Linked DNA regions of Homo sapiens: regions 1, 3, 4 and 5 are each linked to region 2. A link is a loop called in an ENCODE intact Hi-C map of the cell type or tissue named here. Cell type or tissue: heart right ventricle. All regions are shown on one strand. Region 1 has its middle 120 kb from the start of LINC02659. Region 2 holds the start of CXCL12 (C-X-C motif chemokine ligand 12). Region 3 has its middle 20 kb from the start of LINC00619. Region 4 overlaps LINC00841 (long intergenic non-protein coding RNA 841). Region 5 overlaps ZNF32-AS3 (ZNF32 antisense RNA 3).

The links. A loop is a pair of places that touch in the nucleus more often than their neighbours do. Peaks named below come from ENCODE experiments on the same cell type or tissue, not always from the same donor. Only the 100,000 strongest peaks of a DNase experiment are listed, where the experiment ranks them.
Region 1: a loop joins it to region 2, with 2.3 times the contacts of the local background. A loop is called at or near these places in 2 of 110 quality-filtered maps.
Region 3: a loop joins it to region 2, with 2.9 times the contacts of the local background. A loop is called at or near these places in 5 of 110 quality-filtered maps.
Region 4: it touches region 2 in a loop (2.8-fold over the local background); 11 of 110 quality-filtered maps call a loop at or near these places.
Region 5: a loop joins it to region 2, with 15 times the contacts of the local background. A loop is called at or near these places in 103 of 110 quality-filtered maps.

The regions. Positions count from the first base shown.
Region 1 is chr10:44,028,209-44,033,208 of GRCh38, reverse strand. No RefSeq gene overlaps it. Among named protein-coding and RNA genes, the nearest start is that of LINC02659, 120 kb to the right of the region's middle. In heart right ventricle, a CTCF peak has its summit at 2,855; no DNase peak of the experiment used is centred here; H3K27ac peaks cover 1,262 bases.
Region 2 is chr10:44,384,570-44,389,569 of GRCh38, reverse strand. It overlaps CXCL12 (C-X-C motif chemokine ligand 12), which reads left to right and starts at 4,473. Exons shown (of 3, transcript NM_199168.4): 1 at 4,473-4,625. The coding sequence starts at 4,565. RefSeq lists a silencer at 2,735-2,944 and an enhancer at 4,838-5,000. In heart right ventricle, CTCF peaks have their summits at 2,610 and 2,817 (motif pointing right); DNase peaks (open chromatin) are centred at 189, 2,839, 3,509, 4,339 and 1 weaker place; H3K4me3 peaks cover 2,338 bases; H3K27ac peaks cover 2,039 bases; H3K27me3 peaks cover 1,619 bases.
Region 3 is chr10:43,822,313-43,827,312 of GRCh38, reverse strand. No RefSeq gene overlaps it. Among named protein-coding and RNA genes, the nearest start is that of LINC00619, 20 kb to the left of the region's middle. In heart right ventricle, no CTCF peak of the experiment used is centred here; DNase peaks (open chromatin) are centred at 654 and 2,192; H3K27ac peaks cover 5,000 bases.
Region 4 is chr10:43,920,069-43,925,068 of GRCh38, reverse strand. All of the region lies in intron 2 of LINC00841 (long intergenic non-protein coding RNA 841), which reads right to left. Among named protein-coding and RNA genes, the nearest start is that of LINC02659, 10 kb to the right of the region's middle. In heart right ventricle, a CTCF peak has its summit at 2,222; no DNase peak of the experiment used is centred here.
Region 5 is chr10:43,669,134-43,674,133 of GRCh38, reverse strand. It overlaps ZNF32-AS3 (ZNF32 antisense RNA 3), which reads right to left. Exons shown (of 5, transcript NR_038867.1): 2 at 2,613-3,013; 3 at 2,056-2,416; 4 at 1,689-1,826; 5 at 1-300. Among named protein-coding and RNA genes, the nearest start is that of ZNF32, 23 kb to the right of the region's middle. RefSeq lists an enhancer at 2,743-2,912. In heart right ventricle, a CTCF peak has its summit at 2,310 (motif pointing left); DNase peaks (open chromatin) are centred at 1,653 and 2,253; H3K27ac peaks cover 1,071 bases; H3K27me3 peaks cover 1,253 bases.

The DNA.
Region 1 (5,000 bases), 360 kb after region 2:
AAAAGACTTGCAAACCACAGTTAGTCATTTTCCCTTTTGGAATTTCGACAAGGAAATCCATGGCTGATCAAAGTTTTGCTGACAGAAGTCTGTGAAATACACATTAAAACATTAACAGAGCCAAATATCAAAATACATACTTTATCGGGAATGCACATAAGGTAATGCCCTTGAATATTAAACAAATAAAAAACATAACAACAACAAATCAGTGAAGTGAGATACCTGGCCAGATCTCCACTCTGGTTTCTAGGTTTTATCCCATTTTCTGATAGTGTCTGAACCACAGGCCATTGCTTAACACCTAACATTTTATTCTAGAGCCTGTCTTGACTTCTAATGAAGATAAAAGCTTTTGAATAAAATATTCAATGAAATAATTTGTAAATGGAGCTGAATTTGCAGGTTAGAGCCACCATAGGCCTTCCTGTTACCAAAGCAGGGCTGTACTTAGAGGGCAGGCCTATAGACTCTTTAATGTTCTCCAGAGGGAAGCACTGCCTGGTGGGGTTTGGAAGGACATCATCCCACACTTCTCTTCATTCCATGTGCTCAACTAATTCATACTGCTGTATTTGCCACATCAACTATTTTGTATCCCTTTCTCTGGAAGTGTTCACTTAATATTTTGTTTTAGAGTCTGGGTTTCCAGTTTTGCTCTTGCTTTTTTATAAGGTCTCTAGTTTTCTTCTGGCTTCCCAGGAAGGCCCTTGATGTCCTTGGGTGGTGGAGCCATGCAATCTTTCTACTTGGCCCTTGTGCAATGCAGTTCCCTTACTGCATCTATTTCCTAAGGGATTCAAGTCACTCCCTGAGTTCTAGATGTGGTTCAGCCTTGGAAATGTGGGAATTTCTCAAGATGCCCTGCTTTGTACTTAATTTAAGTTGCGAAATACTTTATTGGGCCCTTGGGTTCTGTGCTACACTTTGGGCTTATTTTGTTTGTTTTTCAAGTTGTTCTTCTTAAGGTTTTCATTTTCTTTTTTTTTTTTCCAATGTTTTCCTTGGTGTCTCCTAGAAGTCTCTCCTTTGACATCCAATCATTTTCTTTGAGTCTCTGGGCAATGAGATTTTCTCATGCAGGATGCCAGTAAAGACAAGGACTATGTGCAAGCCATTTCTGATATGCCAATCTTTGTGGAGGTCTACTTTATAATACTGGGAGAAGCATTTGAAAATGAAAGTGATGAATGTATAGTAACCAGCCTATAGCAGCCGCTCACTAAATATGTGCAGAATGGTAAAGTGTTTTGTGAGTTTCAAGATGCCTTTACAATTTTGGCTAATAACACCCCACTCCACCCCTACAGCATCTCCTGCCCATACCATTGTGGCATGTACCCTCTGTGCTGTAGCTATCAATGGACTTGTCAGTCTCCTCAAGCAAACAAGGTGCCTGAGCTATATAAGGCAAGAAAATAGCCTTTGTTCCTGGTCACACATCTCCTACACCTACCACAGAGCCAGGAAGGAGAAATAAAAACAGTTATGTCCTTAGCAATACTATAATAAAAGATCTGTAAAGTATAGTCTTTGAGAGGATCTGAAATATCTTAGCCACAAAACTGAGTTACTACTTCTCGGAGTAGCCCAACATTTTGTATTTTCTTCTCCCTAGCGAGATATTTATGGTGTTACTCCTCATAGAGCGTTACCATGGAGATTTATATTTAAAGATCTTATTTCCAAGGGAAAGAATTATAAACATCCCAAGGTGAAAAGATCCAGTTGTATTTTACGAATTTGTATAATGGTCCATTTCCAGAACCTTGTAGGTTGATTACCAAAGGAATCCACCAAGGGGAAAAGTACCATTCAGATTTGTTTACACAAGGTTCCACACAAATCTGTCCTACCCAGCAGCTATCAAATTATCCCAATTCTATAGAGACTTATTTTCCTAGCCACCAGAGGATCACTTGTTCTAAATCAAATCATTGTATGCATTCAGCCAAACTAACTTGGTTACTAAAGTGATATAAAACATTCTGCCTAATGTTGAAGCCCGGACATAGAGTGAGGCGGGAAATCAAGGAGAATAATTGGCTCCAAAATTTCCTTGTCTTATAAATATTTTTTCTTCTTCCATCATTTAACATTTTCTCCTTGACATTACTTGATTGAACTCATGCAGATTCTGTTCCTCCCAGGAAACAATTCACTTGGGCAGTGTGAACTCTGAGAGGTCACATTTTTTGGAGTTATCTGCTGCCAAAATGAATGGCTTCCATTTATTTTTCAGGTTGAAAAAGTTTTTTTCCTGTTCTTGAAACTCAAAAATGCACAGAGTAATTTAACTCAGACTGACCAAACAGAAAAAGCACGTTTAAGCTCTGATAGGGCCTGGAATGTCTGAGTCTGGAAGGAGAATCATTTGGAACTTTCTTTTGGAAGCCAGGCAGCCAAATGATGGATTGTCTCAAAACTTGCGCTATGCTTTTCTATTGCAGTTTCTGAAGCAAGGAACCTTAGTAGAGAAGGGCCAGAAATCTGTTAGAATGGATAACTAAGGTAAGCAGTAAAAGTCTAGAGCAGTGGTCTCCCATCCTTTCTGTTTGACTCCAATCAGCCAAATAAAAGAAAAAAAAATATGGGCAACTGTTTTCCCCATTTACATGCCACAAAGTGTCATTACTGAAGTTTTGAAGCCCTTATGGCTATGAAATTGGAAACTGGAACACCACCACCAGAATTTACAAAGGAAATTTCCAAGAAGTAGCTTCATTCTGAGCCCCTAATCCAGACCAAAAATCAAAGGGTTTAGAGAGCAGGGAGGGGAAGGGCATGCTGACCTCACATCTTTTCAGAGAGCTGCAGTCCCACCTGACGAGGGGCAGATGGTGCTGGTTCCTCATGCGGAGCCTTGAATTGCTTCCTCAAAGTAGGGAGGCTTTTGGGCGGCCTCCCTGACTCACACCTGAGACGCCTACAGTGACCTGTATGTAGGACAGATGAGACTTGGGCAGAGTAAGCCCAGTCCCAAGGACTTCAGGGGCCAGGTGGCATCATGCTTCCTGAGGAATGGATGGGGTCACCAAAAAGACAGAGCAGCAGTAGTTGGGTTCTGTCTAAAGGACTGCTTGAAGGGAGAGAGGAACCCAACAGCAAGAAGCTCCTGAGTCCTACATGCTAAGGAAGGAGTCCCAGGAAACCATCTGGAATAAAGGTGCATTTGCCTTGGTGAAGAAAAAACACATCTCCAGCTAGGACTCCCTTAAGAACTCTCAATGATACCAACAAGATAAAGAATCTACTTTTATCTCATTCCAGATCCAGAGACAACAAAGCCCCTGGCAAGGCAGGAGCTGCCCCATCCCAGTCTTCTCCTCCCTCATTCTTCCCCCTCCCTCCTCTGAAACAGCACTTAGTGGGTGGGGGAGATGGGGACCGGGGCAGGGGGCAGAACTGACCACATCCTTTCCCTGAAGCAAGCCCCAGCTTGGGAAGGCTCAGAAATCTAGACTTCTAGAGAAGAGTGAAGTTTTTGAATAATATCCCCAATCGAATGATTTCTGAACTGAGCTGTGTTTGCAGATTGGAGCCACCATAGGCCAAAGACTGTTGCCTAAAGCAGGGCTGGTTGTCAGTGGGCACTGGGTGCATATCAGCACAGCCATTCCTGCTGTGGTCCTGAGCCCCAGCCCACCCAGGACCCCCAGTGCAGATCATAGAGTCTGCAAATCCATAACCAGTGCAAAGAAATCTCTAAATACTGATGTACTGGAAGCAAGGGAATGAATGAAGATGCAGCCATCACCCCATGCTGGGGACTCCTGCTCCAGTGTTTGTGAGACACCATCTCAGACACAGGGTCCCAAAGCAGGCAACCAGGGCCACTCCACAAATGAAATCTTATCATAACCAAATGGATTTCCTTACTTGAAAGCAATACAGACCTATAGGTTATCCTGAGCACCCCTGGATACATGCACCCCATCTTTGGAGACACTAAACCCCATAATAGAGGCTGGAAATTACACTGTAACACAGCAGAACCATGTCTTTGCATGGGCGCCTCAATCACATGCATGTGATTGTGTTTATTCTGTGTACCTGGATTTGACAAGCAGAAAACCACAGAATGCCCCCCGCCACTCCCTTGGTTCAAGCCCTCACTGTCACTCCTCTTCAGGCTGAGCCTTGCAGTGCCAAGTGCCTGGCCTCCTGCCTGGTAACACCTGTCCGCGGCTCGCCATGCGTGGAGGCCGCTGTGTGAACCTGGCATTTTAGGACATCCCACCACCTACTCATGCCAAAGTAGTCATCCATTCATTTTCCTGATAACACACTGCACACCCCACCCTCACCCCATGCCATGCCCTCTTTTTCCTGTTCCCTGTGGCCTCTCTGTCTCTAGACTGTCCAAGGTCCTAGGGACATCCCCTTGCTCTAACCGTCCCAGGCACTCAAAGGCAGGATTGCCCTGAATGGAACCTTGTTTACACACATAACAGATCTTTGGGCCCAGCTACCCAGGGGCATGACCTGGTCCCTTTCCTTCTGCTTCAAACCCCCTACTCAGTTTTCAGTTCTAGAAAAAACCTCACAGCTTCATTCTGGTGAAACTGGAGGCTCCATGAAAATGCATCTCGCCCTGTCCTGCTGCAGAAGGACGTCGTCCAGACTGAGCTCACACCAGCATCTGAGCAAAAGCAACAGGTCACTCTGGCTCCTGAAAGGCAACATTTCTGGAGAAATCTTGAAGTTTTTATCTAATGATTTTGCATCATCCTGGAGGGCAAAGTCAGGGTTTTACATGAAAACTTCTGTGTCAAAATAGAAAGACACTTTTCAAAGAATTCTTTCTTCAGTTCTAACCATACCGTAGTGTTGTGTTTGTAGGGTTGTGTTACTTCAAGCAAGATTAGGATGTCCCCAGACTCTGAGTTCCTCACTGCATTGGGATGAAAAATGCCGCATGGTTACTATTTGCCTCTGCAAATTTCAACATCTGCTCAATAATACGTGGAGTCCTTATTATGTATTTTTGAAATATTTTG
Region 2 (5,000 bases):
CTGCTAGACGTGCACATACCCTGACGGTAAGCCTTGCTTGCCCACACATGTGCCCAGAACCAGTGGGGATCAGCTCTGCCTCCCAGGGGTCCTTCCCTCTAGGGCAGCCTGGGGCTGTTTGCAACTGGCTCTTGAGGCCAGTGGGGATCTAGACAGGAAAAACATGGCCAGCTGGTCAAATGCCAAGTCCTGGCCCTGGGTACGGGATTCCAAAAGGCTCCCTGGATGACTGCCATGGGAGTGACTTATGTCCCCAAGAGTGCTTTCAGGACCTGGCTGATGTTCCAGGATCCAGAGACGTTGGCCCCAGAGAGATGTACCCTTGCTCCTGCCTGGCTCTGTCATGTTGGCCGAGGCCCTCAACTCTGAGCCTTGGGCTCAGAGCCCATGGAGACTTGGGTTCCATGTCTTCAAAGCTGAGACAGTGGGGCTTATACTGCAAGCTCGGTCTTTGAAAGTACCAAATTGACAAATTCAAAGAAGGCAAACTAAAGTCCTATGTAAGTCCACTGTTCAGTATCTTCCTAAGGGCCTTCTCTGGGCCAAGTGGTTTCACACTGACCAAATCCACCATGTCAGCTAATGTACCTGCTGCACAGATGACATCAGCAAGGCGGTGAGGATTTGTCTTCCTCACCGGGCTTCCTGGTTCCTGGAATAGGCCATCTGCTCCTGAACCCCAGGGCCAGGTGCCAAAGGAGTGAGGGCAGATGTGGGTGGTTGGGAGGGGTCCCTCCAGGACTGCACGGGAGCTGGGAGAGGAGCACTCCTGGAGGGGTGGCAGGGCCAAGGGTATCCAGGGATCCCATAGGGCCCCACAGTCTTCCTATGACCTGAGCGCTCCTGGACCAGCGTTCTCCAGCCTCACCTGGCAGGCAAGTGAGGAAGACATCGTGCCTCCCTTGTGTGATTTTATGTTTCAGCACTTTGGAGCCAAATACTTATTTCAAGAGGGGGATTGCGGTGGGAGGGTGTCAAGTAATACAAAAAATATTCTTCATGTAGAAAAGGTTTTCAAATTTCAGATCTATTTGTATTGCTGTCAAAATTTTTGCTATGTCTCCAGCCACCTAGACTAGCACTTGCTATGTTAGCTTCAATTGACTTACTTTTTAAAACTTGAACCATATATTAAAAAAAAAACCTGAGCAATATCTGAAATATCTGCCTTTACTGTGCTAGTTATATTTTTTCTTATTACTTTAAAAAAATAAATACATAAATCTATATTTTATAGATTTCAGAGTACCACCTGAAGTCACCTTGTCAATTACACACTGTACAACATGGATTTAGTGTAAACCTTCAATCCCTACTGGGAACCCTCTTGCAGGCCCAGCCGTTGGGCCCTGGAGGAGTGAACGGCCCAGGCCAGGCAGAGGGGGGTAGGCAGATGCTGCCTAGGGGTCTAGAGACCATAGCACACATGCCAGCTCAGGAGATGCCCTGCCTTTAACTCAGCAGCCAGACCCCTGCCTCCCACCTTGAACTGTGCTTAACAAGGCATCCCTGAGGAGCCGCTGTGCCCTGCATTACCTGGTAGAGCGGCACAGAGTCTGAAGACTTCAGGAGAAGGTGGGGCTCTATGGGGAGTAAGAGTCCCCAGGCAGAGAAAGAAAGGTGGAGCCTTTTGAGCATAAGCATAAGCAAAGGACACAGGGAAAGGGGTGGGGAACTTCGCTGACCCGAATTTGAGAGGTACCCCTGTGGCCGAGTGAGCTGGAGACATGTCAAAATGGCCTGGTCTGATGGCCGCCTGCCTGTGCAGGCGGTGCGGAGGCCCCCAGAGTGTACAGGGTTTTATTTTATTTTATTTACATATTTACATATTTATTTATTTATTTACATATTTGTTTATTTATTTATTTTTGAGACGGAGTCTCGCTTTGTCACCCAGGCTGGAGTGCAGTGGCGCCATCTCGGCTCACTGCAAGCTCCGCCTCCCGGGTTCACGCCATTTTCCTGCCTCAGCCTCCCGAGTAGCTGGGACTACAGGCGCCCGCCACCACGGCCGGCTAATTTTTTTGTATTTTTAGTAGAGACGGGGTTTCACCGTGTTAGCCAGGATGGTCTCGAACTCCTGACCTCGTGATCCGCCCGCCTCGGCCTTCCAAAGTGCTGGGATTACAGGCATGAGCCACCGTGCCCGGCCAGGGTTTTAAATTTCAATCGCCAATTGTAAAATTGTGAGGCTTGTACCTAAAATATGGATCCTTGGCCACCCTATTTAAAATCCTAACTCCCACCCCACTTTCCTCTGCTCCATCTTCCCCTAGCATTTAATGGCCTTCTAAGTATTTTATGCGTAATTACTTATGCTTAGCGCCATGTGCTTCTAAACGTTTAGTGCCTTTTCTAAACTACTTCAAACATGTAGCCCAGGTCTAGCACATAGTGGGTGCTCAGTAAGTATTTAACGAACGACTAGCGGAAGGGATGGCCCCATGGGTGCCACAGTAGCTTCTGTTCTGGGGCCTCAGGGCGCCTGCGGGAGGGGCAGCGGCCAGGCCTGAATCCCTGGTTCGCCCTCGACTCAGCCCACGCGGGCCTTTCAGGCTTCTGGGACAGATCCTAGGTCCAGCTGCCCACCTGATTTTGTGGCAAAGAAAAAAAGAAGAAGAAGAAGCGAGAGGCGATGGCGTTTGCTTTGGCCAGATTTAAGGGCAAGCGAGGCTGCGCGCGGCTCCCGCAGGGTCGGATCTCCGAGCTCCAGGGCGCCCCTCCACCCGGGTGTAGATTTCCCGCGGACCCCTTCGCCCTCCCGGGTTTCATCAGCTGCGCAGGAATGGAGCTGGCCAGAGCTCTGGGAGCGGGGAGGGAGGCGCCGCCACCAGAGGGCGCCGGAGCCCCAGCGCTGCGGCCGGTGAGCGGCCAGGCTCCCCGGCCCAGCCCAGCAAAGGCCTGGGGACGCCCGACGGCTGCCTTCTTCACTGGACCTCACTGCCTTCAGTTCTTTAAGAGCAGGGCCAAGTCAGTGGGGTTCCCGGCTCCAAGCCCAGTGCCCAGGGTGGGTGGGTGGGTGGGTGGGTGGGTGGATGGATGGATGGATGGATGGATGGAGTGCCGGCCCACAGCCATCTAACGGCCAAAGTGGTTTTGGAAAAAAAATGCACAGAAGACACCTACTCCCACCAGCGGAGTTCCGGAGCCCTCGCAGCCTCCTGTTGACCGCTCCCGCCTAATGCAGCCGCTGACCGCCCACTCCCCGACGGCCAGGACTCCCCAGGGACAGGGACGTGTCCCCAGGGCAGGCCCCTGGATGGACGCGGCGACTGACCCCACTTCGCTGGACGCTGTGCTGGGAAGGACACAGAGAGGTGGCTGGGGCAGCCTGCGGTCACAAAGCGAGGCCCAAAGGGGCGCTCTCCTCACCCCCACGTCTCCTGGGTGCCGACCTGCACCCTCCCTTCGCCACCGGACTGGGGCCATCTGGGATGTCTCGGGGGTATCCGGAGGGCTAAGCACCGCCGAGGGACGGCTCCGTGGGAAGAGTTTTCTGGACCCAGAAGGCAGACGCCAGTAGTACTGTCCTAGGAGTCGGAGGTCGGGGTGGGGGAGTTCTCAGCTCTTTGGGTCGCACGGAGCTTTTCTTGGGTAAGGCAGTAAGTACTTAGGTTTAAAGGACTTACTTACAGCTACCATTTATTGAGTACTGTCTGCTTGTCAGACACGATGCAGAGAATTTCGCGGCGTGGGGCGGGTCTCATTGAATCTCCCGTCCCACTCCGCGGGGTGGGCCTGTGATTAGCTCATTTCACCATTGAGAGGTCGGAAGTACAAAGGCTACATTCGCTTTTACTGAGAGCCGCCGGCGCCTTCTGCTTTGTTTGTACAGGCGAGGAAACTGAGGCTCGGCTGGTGGCGCCGTGGGCTTGGAGTCCGAGCCACGCTGACTGCAAAGACGGGTCTCATTCCCGCAGATCGAGCTCTGCCGGCGGCTGCGCCGCAAGCCGGGCAGGTGGCGAGCTTGAGCCCCCACGCACAGAAAGCAGGACCCCCTCGGCTGCCTTGGGCCGCCACCGCCAGCAGGCCCTCCGCCCGGGACTAACTTGTTTGCTTTTCATTGGTTCTCATTCAGTTCCCGCCATCGAAAGGCCCCGTCCCGCAGCTTTCCACGCGCGCCCCACTTTACGCCTAAGGTCCTCAGTCTCTCCAGTGGGGCCCTGTCACAGGGACAATAAGCGGCCCTCCAGCCGGCGTCGCTCAGGCTGCGGACCTCACTGCAGACCGGGCCAGCGGTGCGGGGCCCAGCGGAGCCTGAGAAGGTCAAAGGCCGGAGCGCACTGCGCCTCGGGAGCACAGAGGGAGCGGAGGAGGGGCGAAGGGGATGGGTGGGGGGTGCCGCCGAGGGAGTCGCGCGTCAGAGACCCCGGCCACGGCCAGCACTCGGCTCCGGGCCCGCCCCTCACCGCGCGCCCCGCCCCGCCCCGCCTGGCTCTCCCCTCTAAAGCGCCCGGCGCGCGCCTCCCACCGCCGCACTTTCACTCTCCGTCAGCCGCATTGCCCGCTCGGCGTCCGGCCCCCGACCCGCGCTCGTCCGCCCGCCCGCCCGCCCGCCCGCGCCATGAACGCCAAGGTCGTGGTCGTGCTGGTCCTCGTGCTGACCGCGCTCTGCCTCAGCGACGGTAAGTGCGCTCGGCGGGGAGGCCCTGGCGAGGCTCTGGGCTTCGGCTCCCGCCCGGCGCAGAGCCGCGGCTCCTCTGCCTGCGCCCGCAGTTTGCGCCGCCCGACACAGTGGGGGTGGAGGCAGCTCGCTTAGCTGGGCGCTCTGGTGCGGTGTCGCGTTCAAAGCCCTACTTTTGCGCCGAGGGTTTGTGACCTGCAGAGAGCGACCGCCTGACCTCAAGCTGGCTGCAGAGCGAGGTCAGCCGGGACAACTGGGCAGGAACGCCCCAAGAGAGCGTTCGGGACTGGCGCGGGAAGGCGCGAGGGTGGGGAGCCGCGGACCCCAGACCCCTGCCTGCCCACCCTCCACCCACTGCCTTCCCGCTGCGGGCTCG
Region 3 (5,000 bases), 560 kb after region 2:
ACGATTGCTGCTATTTATTGAGTGTCTACCCTCTCTGCCAGCTCCTACACTAAGCACTTTACATGTACTCATTCTAATCCTAAAAAAAGAGAAAAGGAAAGAAAAACAGGAGCCTGCAAGGCTTCGAGGTGCATTGTATTTCCCACATTTTACAGAATCAACTTAGTGTCCTTGTGGTAAGAGTGTTTCTGGTGAGATGGTAAAGTCGTGTGTTTGTGAATTGTACATCATTCAATTCAATTCTTTTGGAGTTAATGATTCTACAAGAAAATATAGTCGAACTAGACATTCACTTACAGTGGAGCTCCGCTGGGTTCCCTAACTCTTAGTAACAGAGCTGCCCCCTCCGCTTCCCCTCACGCCCAGAGTCCTAGTAACAGAGTTGCCCGCGGAGAGGCTGCTGCTCTCAGGCCCTGGTCAGGGTGATGGATGTGAGTTTGCTCAGTCCTTCCTCCACGTGGGATAACCGAGAATATCCAGAATTTTTACCTAAATTGGAACTGGCACACAAAGCGTAAAGTCTGGCAAAAGAGGACTAAGCAGATACATGTGAAACTACCACAGTCAAACAGCCTCTAGTGGCACAGCTGTGGGACATCGATGCACTTGTCAATGGTGGGGACTGGACAGGAGGCTGCAGGCCACTGCACCGTCCTAAGGCCACTCAGGACAAGGCCAGTCCCCAATTTGTTTCACTGTGAGACAGCTGCGCAGTCAGAGCCCAGATACGGTCACCAGACTCCCGGACTTGGATTCAGCTCCACATCGTGTCACCCTGGCTAAAGGATGTACACCTCTGCGTGACTGGGTTTGTCACCTGGCAGCATGGATGCTCAAGCGACTGACCTGTCAGGACAGCAGCAAATGAACTGAAGCTGGGGGAGCGTGCAGGCTGGTGCTGTGTGGAGCTCTGGGGCAGAAGGCACTCACCAGGGGTGCCCAGAGCCGGGGTCTGTGAGTCGCGCGCTGGGTCCGGGTCACAGGCGCTGGGTGAACAGATTGAGAAGACAAAATGAGGATGTACTCCTTACATGCTCACGAAAAGCCTTCTTCCCCTTCGTTGGGAACGACCCCCCCAGACACTAGACCCAGGCCACACCTGGAGTCAGCCGCAGGCAACTCAGAGGAGCGCGAGCCCGGGAGCCTCGGGAGGGCCTCGGAGGTGGGTGGGGGTGAGGGGAGCCTCAGGAGGGCCGCGGGTGGTGAGGGGGGCCTCTGGAAGGTCTGGAGCCCGCTGAAGGCAGGCGATGACGCAGGCCCAGTGCACATGTCCCAGGGCTCCTGTCTAGGCACACGGAAGCTGCATGTTCGTTTCTTTGTACCCATATCACACTTACTGTATTTCTTCTTCTTCTTTCTTTTCCTCCCCCAGCAGCTCTAAGCGCCCTACAGCTTCCATGGAAAGGCAAAAGGGACTTCCCTATTGCACCGTCTGCGGGTACCACTGTTCCAGCCCTGAAGGGACTAGGGGATGCTGCGCTGTGGGGAAAGTCCGGGTGGCAGGAGATGGCGGGGCTCCTGGAGGAGGTGCTGGGATGCGCTGCTGTGGCTGCTGAGAAAGGTCCTGAGGGCGCAGCCCGCCCTTTCCCCGAGCTGCGAGCTGCGAGCTGCGAGGGAGCCCGGCGGGGAGGACCGGCAGGGTCTCTGGGAGGGAGGAACAGGGGAGCCTGGAGTCTCAGGGCTGCCGGGAGCAGAGGCGCTCTGGGTGGTGAACGTCCCCAGCCTGCCCTCCCTGCTCACTGCGGAGTCACGCGCCCGCTCTGCTCTGGGCCTCCCCTCAGCTCTGGCCTCCAGGCAGTTTCCTTTCTGCCAGGTAGATTCTGTGCGACTTCATTTATTCAGAATCTGGATCAGCAAATGAACATTCAGGTAGGAAAGGGGTGTTTGGAAGGGTGGAGAGGTTTCCAAGCAGGCGCCCACCTGAGGGGCCCCCTGAAGGGAAACAAAGGGGACTTAAAGCCAGGTTTCCAGCTCGGCCACCCCTTCCTTTTTTTGTCTTTTTTCTTTTTTAAAAAAATATAAACAAAGAGCTTGAATTATTTTGAAATAACTATTGGTAGCTGGACTGTGTTCTCTTGACCACAACATTGCTCTGGGACTGAACCGCGTGGGTCTCTGCTCTTCCTAAGTGTTACATAAGAATAGCGAACCCATGAGGTCAGCTTCTAAACCAGTTTCTTCCCATAACCTCCTGGACCAAGGCCCAAGCAAGGCCGAGAGGAGCTCAAGGTCCCACTCTCACCAGGACGGGCCTCTCTCTCTAGTTGGCAGGAGGCGATGAATGTCGCCCAGTAATTTAAGGTTGTTCATGTTTGGGTAGAAAAGCCAAGCACAGGCCCATATTCTAGAGGATTGCTTGTGGCAGGCAGAAGGCCATCAAAGGCAAACCCAAACAAACAAAAAAGTGTCTTTTGAAGCTAATGGAGCAGATCAGATTGGTGAAAAGTAGATTAACAATAGCATTTGGAACAAAACTTTCAGCATAGTGCTTGCCCGAAAGTACTTACAGCCCTTTAAAATTGAGAGTGGGACCAGGCACTATGGCTCACAACTGTAATCCCAGCACTTTGGGAGGCTGAGGCGGGCAGATCACTTGAGTCCAGGAGTTTGAGACCAGCCTGGGCAACATAGTGAAAACCTGCCACTACTAAAAATACAAAGAGTAGCCGGGCACAGTGGCGCTCACCTGTAATCCCAGCTACTTGGAGGCTGAGGCACGAGAATTGCTTGAACCTGGGAGGCAGAGGTTGCAGTGAGCCAAGGTCGTGCCACTGCACTCCAGCCTGGATAACAGAGTGAGACTCTGTCTCAAAAATAAAATAAAATAAATAACATTGTCACTGGGTGGAATTGTAGACAAGGCAAAGATGTGTCTACACAGTTCCAACCAAGAGTAAGGCAATTATAAAAATCCACTTTTGCATACCTAAGGGCATTGCCTAGATATTTGGAATCATATATTTGGTTAATTTGAGTTTTTTCATAGAAAGCAGGTAAACATAGCCAACTTTTATAATGAAGTAAATTTTCAATCTCATGTTAACCTTAACTCTTTCATAGTCTGAATAGACCATATTCACAGTGATATGAGAGCCAGACATTTTAAATAAAATCACAGGAATAATGTTCTTTGTTTATGTCACAATTACACTAAGCCAGCAGTCCCCAACCTTTTTGGCACCAGGGACCAGTTTCATGGAAGACAATTTTTCCACAGGCAGGGTGTATGGGTCAGGATGAAACAGTTCCACCTCAGATCATCAGGCATTAGTTAGATTCTTATAAAGAACGTGCAGCCTAGAACCCTCATATGTGCAGTTCACAGTAGGGTTCATGCTCCTATGAGAATCTAATGCCACTACTGATCTGACAGGAAGCAGAGCTCATGCAGCAATGCTCACTCACCACTCACCTCGTGCTGTAGCATCCCAGTTCCTAACAGGCCACAGACCAGTATCAGCCCATAGGTTGCAGACCCCTGCTCTAAGTAGTCCAAAATGGCTTACCAAATGCAGCCTTCCAAATATGCCAGATATTCTCATTGTGCGCTAAAATTTCTTTATTATAAAAGTCAGAGTTAGTAAATAAAGTTACAAAAACAAAAGACACATATAATATAATGTAAAATATAATCCAAATCATGACTCCTTCCGTATGACTTTCTAAAATGTAGTATTTTTCTTGGAAAATGTCACAACTTGTAAGTGTGGCAAAAACTCACTAGAAACAGCATTCTGAGTACTCCAGTGACAACATTGTTAAAACACTCTGAGTCCATGCATTTAATATTCTATATTAAGGCCTCTCTACTCCCATAATTTCCCCTACATAGCACTATGAAGTCATGTAAGGGTAGTCAGAAGGAAACAAAACTATTAAAAATATCCTCCAAAAATGAAAAGATGCCAAAAAATCACACAAGGACTTAATAACCATGGTATTTACAATGGAAAAGAATGCTTCTGCCAGAAACTCTGTTTTTACTAGCCCAGACTTTTTTTCATGTTTAATTTTATATACAAGCTTTTTGCCTGGATTTATGATTAAATTATTTTCTTTTCAACTCCTCTTTGTTACCTTGGTTTTATCAATATTGAACCACTTGAATTCTGCAGCAATAGCAAACGAAAGTAAAAACCAACTTCTATACACAGTGCTGATTAGGCCCAGCTCTAATCACTGAACCAACTGTAGGAGACAGATACTATTATGTTGCTCTGTACAAACGAAAGAGCTGAAGTACTCAGAGGCTGAGTAACTGCCCAAGGTCACACAGTTGCTAAGTGGTAGACCTGGGAATTGAACTCAGGCAAGGCTGGCTCCAGAGCCTATGTTTCCACCACTTTTCTAAGCTATCTTTTTATAGCATTTCTAGAACTCTCAGAGCAGCAATCCAGTGATGTTAGCCCAAACTCATCAATTTTGCAAGTTATAGGATCTGTCTGCTCCTTGAACAAACCTTTCTTGAGCATGAATTGGATTCATGTTTTTGCATCTGTACAAAAGGCACAGGGACAGACGGGGGAAAAATTGTGTCTACTACTACTGAAAGATTCAGAGTCTCTGAGTAAGATGAAGTCATAAAAGTTTCATTTGTCTTTTGGCACGGGGAGGGGCTGAGCTCAGACTGCAGCATCTGCTCAGCATAGCCTCCTCCTCCTCCTCCCAAGTCATTCACTCTGGAGTGAGGGGGAGCCTTCGCTCTGCTCCCCAAAGCTCTTTCCTGACCTAAGATCCTGCCCTCGACCACCCTCGCGCATGAACTCACCATGGTTCTCCGCAGGTCTCCTCTCTTTCATGCAGCCATTACTCCACCGTCAGGTAGAATATCTTCACCTGTTCCTCTTTTACTCACAGGAGAAAGTTCAGCCTCCTTAGGCAAGCACTGAAGGCCCCAGCCTATCTGCTACAACCCGGAGTTACCTCCTGCCACTCTCTGGGACACTGTGCTCCCAACATAGGACTACTCCCTGGCTCTTCCACCTTTGCTGGGGCCTTTG
Region 4 (5,000 bases), 460 kb after region 2:
ACCATGAAAGCAACAGAGCTGGAGGCTGGAGGAGCTTCAGCGGGAGCAGCAGGAGGGATTCATGGTGGCTACAGTATTTCTCCCTAAGGACCAAACCAAAAGGATACAGACAAAAATCCTCCTCTGGGTGGAAAAAGGCTTCTTCGTTTATTTGTACCAATGAAAATGGCCATAGGCTGTGTTTCACCTGCTCTGCTCTCTGAGCAGAAGAATGCCTCACCACAGTCCATGACACACAGGACCTGGTCAAGAATCACTTTGCAGGATCTGTAAAAAGTCTTTGTACTTGCTGTTTAAAATTTGTCTTTTCTGGAGAGCTACAGTGTACCCTCCCTGATCTGACACAGACAAATTCATATTCCATTTCACACATGGGAAGGCTGAGCCCATCGTGAACATCACATGACTAACTTACTGTGCACTCAAACCAAAACAAAAGTCATCTGGACACAGTCCCGAGGTTTTCCCTGAGTCAAGGGTCCCTTCAAAGACCCACGGTCAATGCACTCCTCACCTGGTCACCTCAATGTGTGTGTGGGAACAGAGCAGCCCCTGTGAAGTCGTGGCCATCCCCAGGCTTCCAGGCCCCTGTGAAGTCGTGACCATGCATTCATTCATTCATTCGCCAACATCATTTATTGAACTTCTACTGAGGACAAGGAGACAAAAGACGCAATCTCTGCCCTCAAGAAGTTCAGTGTCTAATGGAGACAGGGGACAAGTAAAAAGACTAAAGACTATGCAATTTCATTTATGCAAGTCCAAAAGTTCACAAGCCAGATGGATGCTGCCAGGAGTCAATGGTTCCCCATGGGGGATTAGCGCCTGGGAGGGGGATGCAGGGGACTCCTTGGGGACTAGGAATGTTGTGATGTATCCACATCAAACCTCCTTTAGGTTCTCGTAAAGGTCCAGCCCACTCCCCTCTCTGGGAACATCCTGCCCCATTGGTTGGAATATTTTCCCCATCTGGTGAACCTGATTCTTCCTTTCTCCTTCAAGGGAACAGATCTCCCAAACCAGCCTTCTAGAAGGTCTTCTGACCCTCCAGTTTGGGTGAGGCCTCTCCTCCTTGCTCATGTAGCACTTGGACCTGACTTATCTTCATGGTCACAGTCCTCATTCCACTAACAGGCCTCTGTTGTCTGCTTGCACCAGCAAATAACCTTCTGGCTAGTAATCTTTCACACATATTCCCCAGTGGATGACTGACCTGAATCTTGAGTATAAGGTGGCAGGTAAGGAATGAGACAGTATCCTAAGCAAATATCACTGATGTTCAGAGAAACAAGATGCAGCCTTGAATCATGGAGAAATTGAGCTCAGTCCCTTAGGACGGGAGGTTAGGGTTGGAAGGGAGGGGCTGGGGAGGAACTGGGTGCATTGGTAAAGGACTTGGCTCTCCTCATGCTGAAAGGCAACAGAGAATCTCTCACATTAAGTTTTAGTGTGTCTTCCACTTCTTGATTTTGTGGTGGTTATTTTATTGGCTAAGCAGTAACATGATTTGATTTGCATTTTAGCAATTATCTACTGGAGGATGTTGCTGAGTGCAAAGGCAGAGAGAGAAGTGAAAGGCCTGTCAGTCATTCAGGGGGTGAAGGATGAGGACCTGAAATAAGCCACGGAGGTAAGAAAGAAGAGAGGGCCACTTTTGCCCCACCATTGCTAGGTCGGGCCTGCTGTCTGCTTGTTGTCTTACATAATTCACAATTACTTTCACTTCTAAAGTGTCCCTATTTGATAGTAAATTATGGGGTCATTCTATTCTCAGTGATATTTAAGATGCAGGATCGCCAGGAATTCATAGTAGTTGGTGAAATGAGATGGGGAAGGAGGGTTCAACAAAGAGGTACAGGTACTGGCAACTGAGTCCCCATCCGGGTGGACAGGGGAGGAGGAAGCAGCAGTTCAGTAGGGCTGGGGAAGGGTGTGAGGGAAGTGATTTTCCAGCCCTCCTGAATTCATGTGCTCAGGTTGCCATGATGAGTGTCACAGACTGGGAGGCTTAAACTGCAGAAATGGCAGTTTCCTCAGGCTGGAGGCCAGAAGTCTGAGATGGAGGTGTGGCAGGGCTGGTTTCTCCTGAGCCTCTCTCCTGGGCTTATAGATGTCTGCATTCTCCCTGCGTCTTCACATGGTCTCACCCCAGTGTGCATCTCGGTCCTCATCTCCTCTTCTTATGTGGACACTGTATATTGGATTAGGGCCCACCCTAGTGGCCTCCTTTTAACTTAATTATCTAATCTAAGGCCCTATCTCCAAATACAGCTACATTCTGAGATGCTGGGGGCTAGGGCTTCCATGTAGGAATTGTGGGGTGCAGGGGACCCAGTTCAGCCCAGAGCCCCCTCTCATGCTGTCATAGTCCCCACCCTGCCCCAGCCTCTATCTAAACCCTGAGCCCCTGCCTCAGGTCTTTGTGGCCCCTGCCTCCTTACCATGGCCAGCTGGGTGGGGAGGGTCCACTCAGATCAGTGACCTCACAAAGGTCCAGGGTCACCTCCCAGCCATTCTCCCCGCCTGCCACTTCCTGATGGTCCCTGGAGGAAGTCTCGGTGCCTGTCAGGCCCTCTCAGGTCATGAGGAAGTTCTCTGATCCCTTCTCCCACAAACACAGCCCCCTTCCGGCATGAAGTAGCCATCAACTCTCACAGCCACCACTGTGAACGTCCCTGGCTGAGGCCTGTCTGCGAGTGCCCCATGGACTCTTCTACTCCCTCCCCTCCCCTGCTTGCTAGGTCTTCACTCCTCCGTGTTTGGGGAGGAAGGGAGGAAGGGTGAGGGCCACCAAGATCCCGCTTGACGAGTCCCACCGTCTGCCGATGCTGCTTCTCTCTGGGGTCACGTGAGGTGATTTGTGAGCACCCCAGAGAACCCCGACTAGGGGAACCCTCTCCCTGGCCCCTGGACTACCTCAGGGCTTTGGCAGCCACTGACACAGACACCCTTTGCCAGGGCACCCCTGCCCTTGCCCTTTGCCTCCTGGGCAAAGTCACTGAAGCCTTGTGTCTCCAGGCTGGGCTCCTTACGGCAGAGGGGACACACTCATGCCCTTTGTTCTGACAACGTCCAGAACTCCAGGCCATGGCTGAGGCAACCAGGTGTGGACCTGACTTCAGAACCACAGGCCGTAGAAGATTCAGAGTCAAGACCACCAATTAATCTACTGGAAGTCCATCCCTGGTTTGAGGAAGACGCAAACATGATGAGGGAGGGGAGATGCAACTGCTCACCAGTGTTTTCCGAATCTACATGATCTCTGTTCGCCTTTTAACTCACTACTGCTGTGAGGGGAGTCTGCCATCTCTCTGGGATATGAAGGGCAGACAGCTCCCTGGGTAACATCCTGTTCCACATTCTAGGCCCTTCCCTGGTGCACACACCTGTGGGACTCAGGCTCAGTTCTCCACCCCCGTCTCCAGACCAACCCCAGCTGCAGAAACGGCTACAGTTTGAATGTGTCCCCTCCAGAATGCAGGTGCTGCCAATGTGCTAGTATTAGGAAGTGAGCTCCTTCCGAGGTGACTAGGGGGTTGTAATGCCCATTTTACAGATACAGAAACCAAGGCTCCCATTGACACACACCCACAGAACTGGTTAGTGATGGAGACAGGGCTTGAACTGAGATGTCTGACTCTGTGGAACAGGGGTTGGCAAACTCTGGCCTGAAGGTCCCATGTGCTTACTGCCTGTTGTGTAAATTAAGTTTTGCTGGGACATGCGTATTCGTTTGTGTGTTGCCTGTGCCAATTTGCACATTGCACCAGCAGCATTGAGTAGTTACATGCCGACTGCCTTACCAAATGTACCTGGGGCTATGTGTTCCCCTGAAGATGGGTGGGAGGGATAAAAAGATTTGTATAAAAATAGAAAGATCATGCCTGTAATCCCAGCACTTTGGGAGGCTGAGGCAGGTGGATCATGAAGTCAGGAGTTCAAGACCAACCTGACCAACATGGTGAAACCCTGTCTCTACTAAAAATACAAAAATTAACCAGGTGCAGTGGCGTGCACCTGTAATCCCAGCTACTCACCAGGCTGAGGCAAGAGAATCGCTTGGACCCAGGAGGCAGAGGTTGTAGTGAGCCGAGATTGCACCACTGCACCCCAGCCTGGTGACACAGCGAGACTCCGTCTCAAAAAAAAAAAAAAAAAAAATAGCGGGTCTGTTCCAAGATGGCCAAATAAAAACAGCTCCGGTCTGCAGCTCCCAGCATGACTGACACAGAAGATGGGTGATTTCTGCATTTCCAACTGATGTACCTGGTTCATCTCACTGGGACTGGTCAGAAAGTGGGTGCAGCCCACGAAGGGTGAGCCAAAGCAGGGCAGGGCATTGCTTCACCTGGGAAGCGCAAGAGGTCGGGGGATTTCCGTTTCCTAGCCAAGGGAAGCCCTGACAGACTGTACCGGGAAAATGGGCATACTGCCACCTAAACGTTATGCTTCTCCAATGGTCTTAGCAAACGGCACACCAGGAGATTATATCCCACGTCTGGCTCAGTGGGTCCCACACCCACGGAGTCTTGCTCACTGCTAGTCCAAGATCGAACTTCCAGGCAGCAAGCCTGGCTAGGGGAGGGGCGCCCACCATTGCTGAGGCTTGAGTAGGTAAACAAAGCAGCCAGGAAGCTAAAACTGGGTGGAGCCCACAGCAGCGCAAGGAGGCCTGCCTGCCTCTGTACACTCCACCTCTGGGGGCAGGGCATAGCTGAACAAAAGGCAGCAGAAAATTCTGCAGACTTAAATGTCCCTGAGAGCTCTAAAGAGAGCAGTGGTTCTCCCAGCAGTGTTTGAGCTCTGAGAATGGACAGACTGCCTCCTCAAGTGAGTCCCTGACCCCCATGTAGCCTAACTTGGAGATACCTCCCAGTAGGGGCTGACTGACACCTCATACAGCCAGGTGCCCCTCTGAGACAAAGCTCCCAGAGGAAGGATCAGGCAGCAATTTTTGCTGTTCTGCAATGTTTGCTGTTCTGCAGCCTCCACTGGTGATA
Region 5 (5,000 bases), 720 kb after region 2:
AGTAGAATGATGGTATGTATTCTCTAACCCAGTCCTTGAAAACATCTGCATCAAGGTGCCAAACTGGTTTTCCAGTCTTGTGGGTCACAGTCCTCATCACAATTTAATCATAGCCACATTCATGATGGGTGGCATTTACGGAGTGTGAGGAGCTTTGTCGGGTGCCTGTCAGATGGGGCTTTCCTCAACAGCCCTGCAGAGTGGGTCTTAGTGGGCCCTCTTTGCACTGATAGAACCTGAAGAGCAGAGAGTTCTGTCTTTCACTTCAAGAAGCCGACTCACGGATCCTGGCCAGGAGCCCTGTTAAAACAATACCCAAACTTTTTGAGATAATTTGTTAATGGAGGAAGTACCTACAGTTCCAACCCAGTCTTCAGTACTTGGGCAGGCTTGCCTCTCAAGAATTCATTTCGTTATTTATTCATTCAACAAATATGTGCTAGGCACCTGCTGCATGCCAGATACTGCTCCAAGCACTTGGGGCACATCAATAAACAAAGCATGCTTGGCCTTGTGGAGCTCGCATTCTAGAAGGAAAAGCAGTCAGCACTAGATAATAAATAAGCAAATCCAATAGGATGCTGGGGGATAAGTGCTGCAGCGTAAGTAACAGCACAGCACCAGGGGGTGGGGAGACAGAGTGCGACATGAAGGAGGGTCGAGACAGACCTTGGGGAGAAAAGGACATCTGGGCAAAAGCTGAGAAGAGAAGAGTGTCTGCGGAGGAGTGTTCCAGACAGAAGTACCCAGCAGTGTGAATGTTCTCAGCAGGTGTGTGCCCAGTGTCCCAGAGGAATAGCAAGGAGAGCACTGGGGACAGACTGGAAAAGGCTCAAACACAAAAGGTCAGAGACATACAGGGCCAGAAGGCAGAGGGTTTTGGCCATCAGTGAGCTGAGGGGCATTGTGGGATTTTGAGCGATGGAGGGTGAGGAGCTCCCTGCTGGTTTGATGGCCACTGTGCTCGCTCTCTTGACAATAGCCTATAACAGGCCAAGGACTGAAGCGGTGAGAGCCATTGAGAAATTTTTGCAATAACCCTTAGGAATGAGGTGGCAGAGTCTTGGACCAGGTGACAGCAGAGGAAGAGGTAGGTGGTTGGATTCTGGACCTTTTTTGAAGGTAGAGACAGCTGAATTTCCTGATAATGCTGAATATTTGATCAGATATCATAACCATACTTCTTTTAACAGAACATATTCTGGGAAATCAATTTGCTGTGGAAATTACTTTCTTGAGTTGGTCTGTTGAGGATGTTTCCATGAGAACCCAGGCCTGCTAGAGCAGGGACTGTAAGTTCAGGTTTTCAGAGTTTAGCAAGTTCTTGTCAAATGTCAACTTGACCCTATCATCCATTACCCATCCAAGACTCATGAAGGAGTTCCCTTACACAGTGTTGAAAATCAGCTGGGATTTCAGACAGGGCTGACATTAGCAGATGCTCAAATTGTCACCCAAGGAGTTTGAAAATCTGGAAGCATTATTCTGCTAGGTCCAGGAATCAAAGTTGGTGCACGGACTAGGACCCTCAGACCAGCAGGGATGCTGAAGCAAGAATGTAACGTTGAAGACAGGGCCACAGGAACTGCAGCTAGTCCTAGGACTGAGGGGGATCACTTCTGCCAAGGCCTGCCCCCCGACTTCCCAGACAGGGTGCTGTGCCCTGGAATAAGAGAGCTCATAACCACCTTCTCCCAGCCGCCGGGTCTTCCCATTAGGTCTCGGCCCTCGCTTGCTCTCTTCTTACTTCCAAACACACAAAAATACTGTGAGGGTTTGCAGCTGATGAAGTCCCAAAGGAGCAATCCAGGGCTTTGCACATTTTCCTGTAAAGGGCCAGACAGTAAATATTCTAGGCTCTGCGGCCACACGGTGTCTGCGGCGGCTTCTCAACTCAAAGCAGCAGAGACAACACTGAACAAATGAGCACTCATGTGTCCAACAAAACTTCATTTACAAACCCTGAAATTTGAATTTTATGTGAGTTTTACCTTCCACAAAATATTATTTTCTTTTTTTTTTTCAGTCATTCAAAAATGTTAAAACCATTCTTACCTTGCTGGCCAAACAAAACCAGGCAATGGCCAATGTGAGCCCTGAACTAAACCGCGTGTTTTGAAAGGGCTCTGGTGCAGCCAGGCCGACTTGGAGCCCCTAGGTCATGCAAAACGCAGTGCTCTTTCTGCTGTGGCCTTGGCTTAGTAGTGACTCCAGTAAGTCCAGTGTGTGAAGCCTGGTCACCGCTAACTCACAAAGGTGCAGCACAGGTCACCAGGCAACTCTGTTTCATGACACTTTACTGCCATCTGCTGGACAATTGTTGCAATACAATTACATACAGATTGCGCCGACCGTGAATTTGAAGAGTCCCGTTGTAGTTTTGTGATGCATCATTTGTTCAATTTAAGCAGTGGCCCTGGGTTGGGGAAATATAGAAGGAAGAAGCAACTAATTCACAGGAGTCCCAGAAGTCATCATGCAAATGACACAAAGATCCCATCACTTTCTAGTTTGGGGAGGGGGCGGGCGCAAGGGGAAGGAAGGAGGGAAGAAAGACATCTTCCAACTGTTATTATCTAGTCTCTGCAGGCTTAGATTGGTGCTCTGCCTACATTGGAGGTGTTCTGCAAACCGGAGTCTTCCTCGCCAGAGTCCCATAAACGTGCCTCAGTCAGATGCTGGAGAGACAGAGAAGGGAAGAGTCCATCAGAGCCTCCTGATTCGAGCATCACACAGCAACCCTTCTGAGCTCGGTGGTCCACACAGCGCAGGGTTCTATGAACTCCTGAGGAGAGCCAGGAGTGCTGCTAAGCTTTCCCAGGTATGCGTGACCATGTGTGCCTTCATCTGTGTGTGACTTGGGCCAGCACCTGCCCTCCTCCTTCCTTGGTTTATCTGCCCCCTCAATGGGGATAACACTCCTAGACGTTGCTGCCTCATAGAGACAGTGTGACCGTGGAACGAACACCCTTTGCACAGCATAATCAGGATCAGCAGTCCTGAAGCTGCAAGGCTGGAGAGAGAACAGGAGGTGAAAGAAAAGGGTGAGTTAGACCACAATTGGGTGCAGTCAAGAAGCCACAGCACGCAAGAGATTGCCTGTGATGGGGCTCCAGGATTCCAGGCCTGGCAACAGACCCCCAGGTTTCAAAATGAAAAACGAAAAGAGCTAGAGACCAAGACCAAGGGATATGTTCAAAGACTATGAGGTCCACTGTCTCTGATTTAAAACCAAAACGTTTGCCATTTGCTCTAGGGAATCAGGGAAGAAAGATACAGGGTGATCTGTTTGGCCCCGCCCCCAGGCTTCTGGACATTTCCAGGACTCTAGGCAAAGGCAGAAGCCAAGTCAAGAGTTCCACAGCAAAACAGGTGTGCCCAGGACCGGGGAAGTCTCAGGAAGCCCATAGTACATATCAGCTGGAACTTGGGGGGCCCGGGACTCAAAGTGCCCTGTGTCTGGCCTGGGGGGACCTGGGGCGGGCGACATGATGTGCAAACCTCAGACCCAACTCTAGTAACACAAAGCTGTCCCAGGGAAAAGCGAGCAGATTCCAGTGTTGTGACAGCTCAGGCTCAGGACGAAGACGCCTGCGTGGGTACAATGGGTCCTCTGGGGGTGCAGTAGAGGTCTTTGTGGGGGAGGGCAGTGCATGGGGGTCTGGTGGCCCCTTCACCTCCTTCTAGAACCCTTGGGAAAGAGACACTGCATGGGAAAGGCTGAGTGTCATGACTCACCCAACCCCTTGTCCAACATGAAGTGACCAAGCCCTTGATCAGCTTTAAAAACTAGTTTACGGCTGGGCACAGTGGCTCACGCCTGTAGTGTCCGCACTTTGGGAGGCCAATGCGGAAGGATCGCTTGAGCCCAGGAGTTCAAGAACAGCCTGGGTAACACAGGGAGACTCTGTCTCCACAAAAAATTAAAAAAATTAGCCAGGCATACTGACACGTGCTTGTGGTCCCAGCTACTCAGGAGGCTGAGGCAGAAGGATCTCTGGAGCCCAGGAGTTCGAGGCTGCAATGAGCTAGCTATGATGGCACCACTGCACTCCAGCCTGGGAGACAGAGTCTTGCTCTGTCTCAAAAGAATAAAAATACAAACTAGTTTCCGTCTCCTCAGCCACACACCATGATTAAACTTCAGCACTAACACTTTCATGCAGGACAGTGGTTGACATGCTTTAAGACTGCCTCCTTAGTGCACAGAGGACAATGGCACAACACCATGGCCAACCAAGCCCAGGCCAAGGTGGGATTCCACTCTCACCCGGATCTGGAAGGCAGAGTACCCCTGGTCACTGGCCAGCGCTGTTTAGAACTATCCAGGGGGCTCAAGGACTCATGGGCTCTCTTCCTCCCTTCCCTTCTCCCAGCTCCCATCTCCCTCCACACTTTTCCTGCTCACAGCCCCGGGGAGTCAGGTCCACAGGGCTCTGCCCTGTGGTAAGCCTTGCTGTCCTAGGAAGCAGGCTCTGTCCCTCTGGGCTGCTCACCAAGCCACATGCACAAAACCCTGCCAGTCCCCCCAGCAGCCTGCCACGCTGCTGAGCCCAGATGGTATCTTTTAGTGGAAATTTCCTGAAGACACAGGAAGAAGCCAAGGGAAATGTAACAGAGAACTTAGCAGCAGGCTTTGCCTCTATCCTAGAGTCCCTGAACTGATCCCCTGCCTGGCCCAGGAGGCCTGTGCATGACAGAGGTGTGACCTGCCCACTAGCACTAGTCAGGGTCAAGCCGTGCCTTGGCCCCCACCCTTCACTCTTGGGAGAAAGCTCTCAATTTGTTCAGTACCTACACATAAGGGGCTGTCTTTACGGGTTTGCCCAGACATCCCAGGCCCTCCCGAGTCCATGCCCTTCCCTAAGAGTCTCCACTTCCCAGGATGGTGACAATAAAGGCCCATTCCCCTCAGGAGAAGCCCCCTCTGCTCAAGATGTGGCCTTGGAGATGTGCTCCGACCATGCCCAGAGCCACACAGACCCAAGTGCAGCCAGGAC